Linked DNA regions of Mus musculus: region 1 is linked to region 2. Evidence: chromatin contacts called from ENCODE Hi-C data. All regions are on one chromosome and are shown on one strand. Each heading gives the region's core, a stretch centred on a gene start or an enhancer-like site at or near the end of the contact. The rest is flanking DNA. Distances are from core to core; before and after follow the strand shown.

Region 1 (6,777 bases), core at 232-2,731, 63 kb after region 2:
CTTCCCTGTGTGCCCTTCTTATCCAGCCTGTGCGTCACTTTATGTACAGCCCTTTCTCCTAGAGAATAGTAGAGACTCCTTTTCACCTCTCCTTTTGCTTCAGACCTGACTTCCATCTAGCAGGGACAGTGTGGGTCTTTCCTTCCCTCAGCCTCCACGATTTTCTCATCAACTAGAAACGATTACATTTATGGATCACTTGTATCCCAGTGCCAGGCATTGCAGAGCATGCTGATTGGCTGCTGTGTCCCCCCCCCCGCCCCCCCGCCCCCCCCCCAGCAGCCTAGTGCAGGGTTACTATCCCATCACATTTTCCAAATAAGAAAACAAAACCTTCCCCCCCCCCCCCCCTGCTGCAGTGTTGTGATCAAGGCCAGGACCTGTTCAGCAAGCACTTTTTATTTCTAGCCCAAGGGGGGAAAAAGCTGGAGGCAAAAATATAGTACCTGTAAAGCAACAGTGTGTGTCTCTGTCCCCTGAGAGCCTCTCCTCAGTTATTTGTAACGCGGCCTCTGGAGCTGGCTTCCCTAACTTTACTGATGCAGATTATTCCAGATATTTTCTCTTTCTTTTCTTTCTGGCTTTAAAGATGCTTGCCCCTCAACATTTCAAAATTTAAAATAATAAAGAAAAAAGTTTTGCCTGTGTTTTAAGTAAAACTAGCATATATCACTCCTTTCATCCTTCTTTCTACCTAGGGCTCACCGTGTAGCCCAGCCCGGCCTCTGCCTCACACTCCTGCCTCAGCCTCCTGAGTGCTGAGATTACAGCCTATGCAACCTCAACCTGACTTGATTCTTAAAAAGTTATTAGCTGCAGAACCAGGAGCAGTCCTGAGTGGCTTTGTCTTCCAGCTACACTTGAAATTGCTTGGTGTCCTTTGCCGTCTGGAAACCTCCTTTATTGCAATTAACTCGGAACCTTCTGCTCCAGCTCAGCGGGAGCTTTAACGGCTCGCTCACCGGAATGACGAACAGAAAAGGCTCATTTACAGATGGCTTTTAATAGCAGTCACAAAGGCCTGGGAGGCAGAGGAAAGATCTACTCTCTTTCTCTACTACCACTTAGTTCTAGGTGACTCTGGGGATCCATGGGGTTAAAAATTAACCTCTTGTCTCTAGCTTCCAGGAAGGCCCGAGGTACTTGTCTACGTTTTCAGATTACCTCCTGAAGAGGAAGGTTTCAAGGAGAAAAGAGACAGTATTTATCAATTGCTTAGTGGTTCCTATTGAAGTCAGAAACACACACACACACACACACACACACACACACACACGCACACACACGCACACACACATTTGCTGGTAGAAGGAGGGCAGGGACCTGAGAGCTGGCCTGTGCTCACCCAGCAGGATGTGGAAAAATTCAGCTGGCTTCTTTTTATAGTTTCAATCATCCCTGGTAATGAAGATTCTGCAATTAGAACTCAGCTGGCAGTTATGTTGGGGATGTGTGCAGCAGACTAGGATCCTGGGTCTGCAGGGGGCAGGCCTGTCTGTCAGGACGACATGAAGGCGCCCCTAGAACAAGGAGTGCGAAGTGAGGACAGAGCTATTTTTGCAGGCCACTTCTTAGCTGTCATCACACCTCAGATAAAGGTCCCGCTTGGGTATGACAACTTTTACATTTTTATTAAGCCACATCCATTTGCAACTATCTGTCAAGATGGAGAGGAATATTATTAACAGAAGGTTAATAAGTCTTTTATCGAGGCACCCCAAAACATGGAGTTTAGGATGATTTCACTGGGCATTGATTAAAATTTGCTTAGTCTGTGAAGACAGAATTTGTTGAAAGGTATTCTAAGAGGATTAGCCTAGTTAAGAAGGGAAAGTGTGGGTCAGTCAATGAGACAGCTCACTGAGTAAAGGCACTTGCTGCCAAGCTACCACAGGGACCCATGTGGTGGAAATAAAGAATTGACTTACCCAAGCCATCCTCTGATCTCCACAAGTTCTCTGCAACCCACTCCCAAAGAAATAGAAATTTAAACTAAGTTTTAGAGACGGTAAACTTTTAAAGTACTTAAGCAGAATGAAAGACTAATTTTTATTGAACACCTGCTATGTGCTAGGCCCTAGCTAAATCATTTGTATATTCCTTATCCACATCCTACTTAGCTTATTAGGTGGCACTTTTAGATGCTCTGTTTTATAGGTAAATGGTCACATTGCTAAGAAGTGGCAGGTCCCAACATTGAAGCCAGCCAACTGATTCAACTGTTCCTTCGCTGAAGTATGAGGCAATAAGCTGGTTTTAGCCAACTCATCTGCTTACAAAACAACTCTGGCATGGCGTCGCTGTTAGCAACCGGAGCTGTCAGCACTGATTTTTAAAGTATCTTTGCCGTAAAGGATGGAGACGCATTTATTTCTTGATGAATTATTAAGTGTCTTTCTTATGTTCCTGATTCCTTCTCTATTGGATTTAAAGCTCTTGCTAAACCTCCTACACTCTGACAACCAAAATTATATGATCGAAACAGAAAAGACATCTGCTCAAATTGACGTTTCCATCCTGGCAAACCTATCTCGAGCGCCACAGGCTGCCATTTGACTTCCATGTCTGAATGTTTCCTATCCTCCCCAGCTGTGAACTCCGGGTCGCAAGCAAGCTGCAGACCTCTAGGTATGGGCAGTAGAGACGGTTGGAAAACAGAAAGAACAAAAGTCAATGCTCTCGAATCTAACAATCTATGCTACACTTCTGAAAGGAGGGGGGTCACAGGGAGAAGCTCGCTCATGGAAATGTGAACTACCTCTTCTCTTATGAGAACTGTTGCTCTGCAAATGTTCAAGGTTCCAGAGAGTGATGCTGTGATGTTGCTGTCATAAACATGACCTTGCTGTTGGGGGGTGCTTGGAGCTGTTCTGTGGGACCTTGGAAGGTGATTGAGAGAAACACACGTGATGGAGGCCTGCCTTGTGACATTTGAGAATTACCTCAAAGACTCTACCATGTGATGTGTTTTCAGTTAGCAGTCTTGAAAGTGAGATATATTGCTGATTAGCTGGGGCTGAAACATCAGCTGTGATTAAAAGCCCAGTATCACTGAGGCAAAAATCTGAGCTGTGTTTCCCCAAGGCCAGCACTCAGAACCTGGCAGTCAAGGTTGTAGGTATATTGCAAGAACGTGGCAGATGTGCAAGCATCTCCCACATGGAACTGGTTTTAAATTCTCGAAGGAGTCATGAGAGCAGCTGAAGGTTCATGCTCTGTTCTGGGGTAGAGACCCTGAAGGCAGGCCAGGTGCGGCCATTGGTGGAAGGAAGTGCAACCTCAGCTGCAGGGAGGCCTGCAGGATATTAGAGATGCCACAACCATGCGGTATCTGCCAAGGACAGCTGTGGTGAGGGTTTGAGCCTACAAGACATGCTGTAGGTGACAAGGATGGCAGAGCCACCAAGGTGGGACTTCTCAATCTCTTTTGGTCCCAGAGGATCATGAATAAGTCTCAGACATTGAACACTGAGGTATTTTGGGTTGTTTCCTGACAAAGTCTCACTATATAACCCTGGCTGTCCTGGAACTCACTACGTAGACTAGACGGGCCTCAAACTCATAGAGATAGATCCACCTGCCTCTGCCTCCCCAGTGCTAAGATTAAAAGCATATGCCACTGTGACCAACCCTCGACACTGAGCTTTATACACTGTGGACTTTGTTTTTGCTTACGTGTGATTTCTTCTATGCCCTGGTGATTGATATATATATATGTGTGTGTGTGTGTGTGTGTGTGTGTGTGTGTGTATACATATATATATATATATATATATATATATATATATATGAATGAATGAATGAAATTTGTTAGAATGACTTACAGACTGTGGTCCAGCTAATCTAACAATGGCTGACCATGAATAGCTAAGAAAATCCAGGCTGCTCAATCCATGAGGCTATATGTCTCAGCTGCTCTTTAGTATATGCTAGAATCCCAAAGACATAGGCTCCAATGTCAGTGAAGGAATAGATGTGCTAGCAAGGTGAGGGAAAGCAGGCAAAGAACAAAACTGCCTTCTCCATTGTCCTTATATGAGTTCCCAGCAGAGGGTGTGACCCAGATTAAAAGAGTGGGTCCTTCCCCTGCCTCAAGATCTGTGTCAAATTCTTCCTAACTCAAAGATTCAGATTAGAAGTAGGTCTTCCAACTTTATATTAAGGAGCAACAACAAAATTCCTCACAGGGGTGCCTGCCATTATTGGGCTTTCATTCTAGACACAGAGTGACAATCAAGAATAGGCATCGCACCTGGCCTGTTGAAGTTAAGTATGGTACTTGGTTTTGATGTCCATAGGAGATCACAGTTAAGAGCACTGAGGTTTTTAAAGCATTGGGATTTTTAAAGATTTGGGGGATCTTTGAAACTGGTTATACTATGAAATAAACATGAAACTTAGAGGACAAGGTTATGGTTTTTAAGGTTCTTTAAAAAGATGTATTTATTCATTTATGTACAAGTGTGTATGTCTGAATGTTATGGTTTTGAAAGTGAAATGTTTGTATGTCAAGTAGACAAGAGATGACTTGGGGTGGTTGCTTTTAACGTCAATTTGCTACAAATGAGAGTCCCCTGAGTATGGAGCCTCACTGGAAGAATTGTCCTGATTTCATTAATTGATGTGGGAAGAGCCACACTGATTGTGGGCAGCACTGACTGATCACAGCCCAGATAAAAAGAGCCTGGCAGAAGGGAGACTGTTGCCTCTAGCCCACTCAGCTTTCCCCCCAGCTCCAGAGTGGATTTACCCTGTTGGCTGCTGCAGTTTCCTCCGCTGATGTCAGAGCCAGCATTTTCAGCTTCCTCCATGCACTGAGGACAAGCAGCTTTCCAGCAACCTTTCAGGTTTTTGGCACCAGACTGGCACTGCCTAGCTATTCAGCTTTGTGGGCTGAATAAACTACCAGGCTATCAGCCTTCCCCAGGTGAGACTGCCACTCTGAGACTGCTCTGATTTCTGAGGTACCCAGTCTCGAGGACTGATCGACTACAGGATTCTAATATTGAAGAACCCCATTCTCAGGGCTGATGACACAGCTGTAAAGTGCTTCCCTGGCATGGGCAGAACCTTGGGCTCAATCCTCAGCTCGGCAATAAAATGAGATAGACCAGAGCTAGAGCGATGGCTCAGCAGTTAAAAGCAAGCACTTGCAGAGGGCTGGGAGTTAAGATTCCAGCTCAACAGTGGCTAACTCTAACTCCAGGAGATCTGAAGCCTCTGACCTCTGCAGGTACCGAAGAGGTACATTCACACGTATCCCCTCATTGGGTACCTTGTATAAGTCTCTCTGTGTCTCTGTCTCTGTCTCTGTCTCTCTCTCACACACACACACATACACACACTATTTTACAGATAAGAATACAGTGTAAAATAGCTTTAGTCTGAGTTTTGGGTTTTGCAGAAAAGTGAGTGTTAAAACAGAAAGAGAGGGCTGTAGAGATGGCTCAGTGGTTAAGCACACTGACTACTCTTCTAGAGGTCCTGAGTTCAATTCCCAGCAACAACATGGTGGCTCACAACCATCTGTAATGGGGTCTGATGCCCTCTTCTGGTGTGTCTGAAGACAGTTACAGTATAAATAAAATACTTAAATCTAAAAAACAAACAAACAAGCCAAGAGAAACCAACCTAAGTATGTTTCCAAATGTAATTACCTCAGCCCCCATCAAACAGATCATTAAGAACAAATCTTCCTTCTCCCATTGTTTTAGCCCTGGATGGAGTCTCCCTAGCATGTGCCAGTCTTACTATATTCAGTAGATAGGAAACACAGACTACAAGCCAATTTTCATTCAAGTAAGTCTGTGGAGGAAGAAATCTATATTAACAGGAACCACCAACTAGATTCCAAGGACAGCTATCCCAAGCCATCTTTCATGATCATCTGCTGTTTTGAATGCTGAGTGCCAGTGCTCACTGCCATGTGTGTGGGCAACTGAGAACTGCCTGTCCACAGTCAACGCATGATCAATATTGGCATGTGCAATATGTAGAAGTTGGGGCAACATGAATATGTCTGCTGGCTTCACAGACATATCTAATAACTGTGGAGAACTTGCCTGAGTTTCAGGCCAGGGCAGTGACTGGTCTGGAATCTGACCCATGATAGGGAGTCAGTTGTGAGGGTTCCTCCCGAGAAGTCTGGAGAAGTTCAAGGCACAGCCTGCACAGCTATGGGAAGTGTCCTTGGGGTCAAAGTTTAGAGCCTGGGAAGATCCTCTGAGAGCTCATATGGGGACTTGGGGGAAATGTTATGGAAACAAACTTTAGAACATCATGTACTATCATTAATAATGCATAGGAAGGAATATGTCTTAGCTAGGGCTTCTATTATTGTGATGAAACACCATGACCAAAAGCAAGCTGGAGGGAAAAGCGTTTATTTAGCTTACATTTCCACATTGTAGTCCATAACTTAAGGAAGTCAGGACTGGAACTCAAGCAGAGCAGAAATGTGGAGGCAGAAACTGATGGAGAGGCCGTGGATTCTGCTACTAGCTTGCTCATCATGACTTGCTCAGCCTGGTTTTTTTTTTTTTTTTTTTTTTTTTTTTTAACAGAACCCAGGACCACCAGCCCAGGGACTGCAACACCCACGATAGACTGGGTCCTTTATTATCAATCACTAATTTAAAAAAAAAATGCCTACATGTTTGCCTACAGTGGGATGTTACAGAGTCATTTTCACAGTTGGGGCTCCCTCCTCTCTGATGATTTCAGCTTGTATCAAGTTGATACAAAACTATCCAGCACAGAATAACAAGTAACAACACC
Region 2 (6,347 bases), core at 2,797-5,296:
TGCACAAAAGTAATTGGTTTTGTTTTTTTAAATTCAAAATGAATTTTTTTTTCATTTTGCTTCTGTGACTTCCCAGCAGCTACTCAGAATGAAGACCAAAATACTTAGCAACAGTCCAGCCTAGAGATGCAAACTTAACCACTGGCAGGCTGAGCATTGATTTATTGTGTTACTTGACACCTTAAGTGAGTGGCATAAAATGGAGAGCGCACGCCTGTCAAGAGGGAGCCAGATTCCGACTGAGTGTTAGCCATCGGAAAATAGACACTTGAGTGTTGCTCCAGTCGCAAATTTTTTTAAGAAAAGCCAGAAATCTAGACTGTCACATGAATCTCCCACGTTGTGCATGCCAGGAACTAATTCAAGCTTCTGTAACTAGGGGATAGGCAGGAATTGTAAATCCACATCTGCCCTGTCTACTCTCTGCACCTGGCCACACAACCACACTGTCTACCTCGTCAGTCACGGGAACATTTCCTGTACCCGTAAGAACGCCAGGTTTTTCCCACTAGGGCTCTCCTGTGCAGCCTGCTTGACCATGCCTCCTCCCATCACTGCTTCATCTAGCTTTCTTTTTCTCACCGTTTCAGAGCCCCTTCCCCCTCAATGAAACCTTCCTATTCTCATTTCTCTCCCCCTCCACTCCAAATGCTGGACAGTCACTCCCTACAAACTCTGGTTGCTCTGAGTACAACTTTCTAACAACCAAAACCAAAATCATTGAATCCCTGAATCATTAGCCCATCCACACAGGAGGCTCTACATGAGCAGTCTGAACAGTAGATTATTTGTTGTTAACTAATAACAGTTATAAAATAATGTCATTATAAAATGTTCCTTTTGATAGAAACATTCTGGTGTACTCTTTAAAATATTTATCAAACTGTACCTAGATTTTCAGAAACATAAAACACTTAAAGCAAAGTCAGAATTCAAACATTCCAATTATAAGTGATAATAACCTAAGTCTCCCTGACAACTGGCTGAAGTTGTGAACTATATCAAGGACTCGCACGTATTATCTCATTCAGTACAGCCCATAAAGTAGATGTCGCTGTCATACAGAGGAAACAATTTGAGCTGATTAAAAACTGGCTCAAAAAACAAAACAAAACAAAAAACTCACAAATTTTAGTCAGTGTAAAATGACTAACAACTGAACTAAAACACCAAGGTACTACACTAACTATGCATTCAGAAAGAAACATTATCCCAACGAGTATCTCTTAAACACTAGTAACAAGAATTAATGCCCTCCATTTGCAAGGCTCCCCAACCCTGTCCCTAGCATGCACACAACACACACACACATAACACAATTTTTACCTTCTAAGATACTACACACAAAATAAGTATGATCTTAGTTACAAATAATTCTATAAGACTATCTTTCTGAATTACTTTTAATCAAGATCATATTTGCACATTAGTTTCTGTCATTTTAAACGTATTCCTTGCTCAAAGTAAAATTATTCCAAGCAGACTGTTTTCAGGTGAGAGGAAGCAACAACAAAGTGTAAACAAAGAGCAGCACAAACTGTTCCTGCCACAGCCAGCGTTAGCACTGCCTCCTTCACTGCTTCAACTCCCCACACAGGAGTTGATTCTCTGAGCTGGTAGGCAAGCAAATCCAACAGCACAGTGTCCTTTCCGTCACCCTGACTCTTCCTATCCCAAGCTGAAAATGCAGCTCAATAACCACCCCTTGGCCATTACAACTCTGTTCCCACTGCCAAACTCAGGAACCAGGGGTTCTGAGTAACAATAAATACACACATATTCCTGGGCTCTAATATATGTATATTCCTGGGCTATAAAGTTTAAGAACTGTTACTTATGAGACTTAAACGATTCTTTTGAATTTGTGCAGTACAATGAACATAAACACACTTTCATTTGAATGTATTTTAACTTCAACTAGTTGAGAACTTTTCTTAACTCTCTTAATATCAATTTTAAAGTAAAAATTTGCAAACTTCTACCCATATAAAATATAAAGGAAGCCACTTATCAGTACACGACAGCAGATCATAATAGCTAAATGACATTAATACATCACTGCTGTCAAAAAGCTCTGAACATTTTTTTCCCAAATGTTCATTGCATCATATATACATACCATGGGAAATAAGGTCCAGAAAAACAACGTTTCTTTTTCAGCAAATATTTCCCAGACCAAGTAAGGTTTTTCACAGTTACAAAGCAAGGGAAGTTTTAAAGAAAAACCTCTTAAAGTATGTAAGTTGAAAATATCAAATATCCCAAAGTATAGAAAAATGGTATGAAACTGTATTATTAGAAGTACTCCAATAAGGCCAAAAGTCAATGAACTAGCAAGCAAGTAATTATTAACTTCACAGACAAAGTGAGAACGCCCTCATTACAATAGTGTATTGTCCCAAATATTTAACTTAGGCTCACATTTGAACCTAGGCTTTTTCAAAATCCTCACACTAGGTTAAAACCACTACCCATTTTCTACAGGGGTTCTACCATTCGGGTGAAGTCTCATACATACTTCTCTTTCACACATTCAAGAATTAGCTTATGAGAGGAGAGAGGTGTTTGGAAAAAGCGAATTGTCTCCAAAGTCTCCTTTTAGGTAAAGATCTAGAAATGACTTAAAGGCTGGAAGCAGAGCTTCCATTTCATTTCATCTTGATTATACCCTGCCAAGGGCTCAATTCAGAATAACTGGCCAAATTATGGTTAGGGATATACACACCCCACCTTTTAACATTTAAAAAAAAAAAAAAAAATCAGAGCACAAGCCAGAGATTGGGACTTGGTGGCTGAGCAAAGTCTAGCAAGCTGTCAAGATTCAGTGACTTCACATGGTGGCAGAAAGGCAGAAACACGTTCTCAATACGCGCATGCTGACTCCCTGTATCTCCGCTCCCTGCTGTCCACAGCAGAAGAGTCTGACTGAACACTTCGTTCTGCCGGGAAAAACCAAGGAACCCTAGGAGTCCTTCCAGTCTATGTATGGTTCTACCCAGGCAGCTCTGAACCAACAACGTTCAACACCCTGATCATTCACAGGGGCAGGAGGGGGAGGGGGGAGAGACAAGAAAGCAGTGAACTGTACCTTGCTCTCCCAAAAGGAAGTACCATAATTTAAGTAACAAACGAACCTGTGTCTGTGTTCGTCGGGTCCATGGATCAGGAAGACGCCGGGGTTTTTAGCTCCTTTGCCGGCATCTACGTGAGGAATTAACACATCTTCTAAGCCCAGATCAAAGCGTTTGTGTTTTGAAGAGTCTGGAAGGAAGAAGAATGCCCCAAAACACAGGGTGATGAAGGCACTAAGGATGAGGAGAAGGATAAACTTCTCGGAGAGTCTCAAGGTAGCCCTGTGATGTGGGAAGGAGGGCGGCCCCAGGTTCAAAGGTGGTATCCTACGACCAGAGAGGGGCAGCAGCGCTGGGGTAGTCATCGTTTAGGCTCTTGGACGGAATACTTTATAAAGTTCTCATCTTATATCAAACGTACAACACATCGAACCGTTTCTCAAAACCTCGGCCAAAAAAAAAAAAAGAATAAACTCAATTTCCCTCCTCTCAAAGGATTGTTGTGCTTTTTTATTATTATTATTATTTACGAGGCCACCTCTTTCACGCTCTCCGATTACATCCAGAAGCCCGGGTGACCTCCCAAGCGATCGTTGGTTTCTGTCCCGTCAGATCTTCTCGCCATTTGGCTCTCGGTGCCTCACCGGATGATCGCGAGTCTCCTCTTCATTCCCGAGAGTGGATCGGGCGAGCCACACCGCAGAGAAGCTGCAAGGTGGGTTCTGCCATGCCCGCGCCCCGGCGCGATGCTCAGAGGCGGCTGCCCGCCCCGGGAGGCGCCCGGCGAAGACGACGAGTTGCAGTAGGTCGGTTCCACTCGGTCCCCTCCGGAGCCTCCTCCGCTCCACCGCTCCGCAGCCTCCGCGGCTTCCAAGCAGCGGCGCCGGGCGTAGCAGCGACGACCCTCAGCCGAGGCCGCGAGGGCGACGGCGTCCCGAACACTACAGCGCCCGCGCCGCCGCGCGCTCTGTCAGGAGCGGAACTTCCTCCTCAGCCGAGCGGCCGCCCCCACCCGGCTCCTCCTCCTTCTTCTCTTCCTCCTCCTCCTCCTCCTCCTCCTCCTCCTCAGCTAGCCCCGCCGCCCGCTTCTCGGCCGAGCCCAGCCGCGGCGGCCGAGCCCCTGCGCCTCGGTGGCGGCGTGCGAGGTAGCCGGGCCGCGGCCCTCAGACCGACAGCCCGGGGCCGGCGCCGGCTCATTCCTCGCACCGCCTGGGAGAGGCGGGCGGGAGGGAGGGCGGCCGGTCGCGCGCGAGCGAGCAGCCGCGCCTCCCGCGGCCGCAGGGCGGCTCCGGCAGGGCCCGGCCTCGGGTGGCTCGCACGCTCGCGCTGACTGCGGCGCGGGTCCGCGGCCCTGGGCTGGTCCCTGGCCTGTGGAGGCCGGAGGAGAACAGAGCGGCTGCGCGGCCGACACCGGTTGGGCCGAGCGGCTCGGCCGTGGGGGGCGCGGGCCCGGCTAGCCGCCCCGACTCGCGAGTGGGCGTCCCCGGGCGGCGGAGTGTGAGGTGCGCGCGCACGCTCCCGGCCGCCGCGCCCCTCCCCCGCCCGCCGGGCCGCTCGGGCCTGGCCGCTGCCGAGAGCCCGGAGCCCCCGGAAGCCCCGGCGGCCGGACGAGGAGGACCAGGCGCTTGGATCGCGAAAGTGGCGCTGGAATGTGGGGTTCCTGGGACTGACGGGTTACGGGGGCCAAGGCTGATGCCTCCCTCAGTTATCAGTGACTCGGGGCCGGGGTTCAACATCAAGGTCTCAAACTTCCACGCGTTCTTGGGCACGCGAGGCTGGTTGAAGAAGGAGGTGGCACCGGCCACGTGCCGGATTCGTGTTAAAATGGCAGCCCTGCGCTTTCTACTGGGTTCCTTTCTGAGGAATCGGACGACCTAGGTCAGACAGGAGATTCCTGGTGGTTCAGTCCCAAGACTATATATACACTCTATAGTCATCTTCACCACCACCACTACCATTCCCCCCGCAAAGATAACAAAGATGAATGAATGAGCAGGTGTTAAAACCCAAAAGGACAATATTGTTGAAGTTGAGGCTTGAAACAATCTGAGTCAATTCTGTTATCTGTAATATTGAGAAGAACCAGGTTGTGATAAAGTATAATATAGGCTTCTTAGCAATGCATATGTATTCTTGCATCTAGTTTGCATTTAGCTTTTTTTTTTTTTCTTAAATTTACCTTCTGTTCCTTGCACACATCCTAACTGGTAGCTGGCAATTGGAGAGGAGGCCCATAAATGGCAGGGGTGGGAAGTCAGCCTTAGAAATCAAGGAAAACTTCATGTCCCTTGGCAGGATTCAGAACTACATTCCACTAGGCATTTCTAGAAGCTCTGCAAACCCTACCTTCCTACCACAGGACAAAAGAAGTCATTGGTTTACAAAATAAAGCCAGCACAAGATGTAAACGTGTTCCCAAGGGCCACCGCTGGATCCAAAGTGAATGAGATTTGAGTGAGACACGTGAATGGATGTTAGAAACTGCGGAGTTCATACAGTGTGACTGTCTCATAGATCTCTAATGTTGAGAGCCCAACCAAAAGGAACACTGTGCTCCGACGGTTGAGGTCACTCATTTCCACGAGAAGATGGAAATAAAACACCAACCTCTGAACGAGACAGCAAGTTGTATAAACCTTGAGAAGTTATTATTACCTAGCTAACACTACAGTTAGCTGCAAGAAAAATTTACCAAAACCAAACATTCTACAAATGTGACATTGGAAGTTCCAGACTTATAGCTGATGAAGAGTCTTCTGTATGCCTTGTCCTCTTTCTTGTCCTTGCCTATTTTTCTCTGAGAGATTAAAGTGTTAATTTTACAGATTTTTGTAGATACTCAAATACAGCCAACTATTTTGTCACACTCCTACACTAGCCTCCAAACCATTACCAATTCTTGCTCCCTCCCCCTTTTGCCTCCTCCCCTCTCTACCTCTCCAACTCTCCCTCTGTCTTCTTCCCCTGACTCCCCTTTCCATTTTCTTTCACTTCTAAAAAGAAGGTGTTAAAAGAATGTTTTTTAAAAAACAAGCTGCAAATGTATTCATTATGGTTACAAGTATATAAGAATATGCATATAAATACAGTAAAGGGAAATATTTAGAAAAGATTATAACTCTTAAGACATTGGTATTATATATAATTTTCCCCATGTGTTCTGTTTGCATTGCATTTATAATTAATTAAATTAAAAATTTATAAAGAATGGTACTTGAGAAAGTGAAGGTCAAATTTCAGGAGGTGGATCCAGTCAGACCAGGTTGAACACAGACT

The links. Hi-C counts contacts between places; a loop is a spot of excess contacts on that map.
Region 1: a map of heart shows a loop between it and region 2 (13-fold over the local background). The contact joins the enhancer-like site here to the promoter of Man1a2 in region 2. A Hi-C loop is called at or near these places in 4 of 37 maps with a recorded cell type or tissue (all heart).

Annotation. Positions count from the first base shown.
Region 1 is chr3:100,746,655-100,753,431 of GRCm38, forward strand. No RefSeq gene overlaps it. Among named protein-coding and RNA genes, the nearest start is that of Gm43464, 58 kb to the left of the region's middle. Within about 2 kb of position 1,482, at least 1 of the 3 ENCODE cell types and tissues checked has a DNase peak (open chromatin) inside an H3K27ac peak, as active enhancers do; it is heart, where a contact is called at or near this core.
Region 2 is chr3:100,681,427-100,687,773 of GRCm38, forward strand. It overlaps Man1a2 (mannosidase, alpha, class 1A, member 2), which reads right to left and starts at 4,047. Exons shown (of 13, transcript NM_010763.2): 1 at 3,135-4,047. The coding sequence starts at 3,436.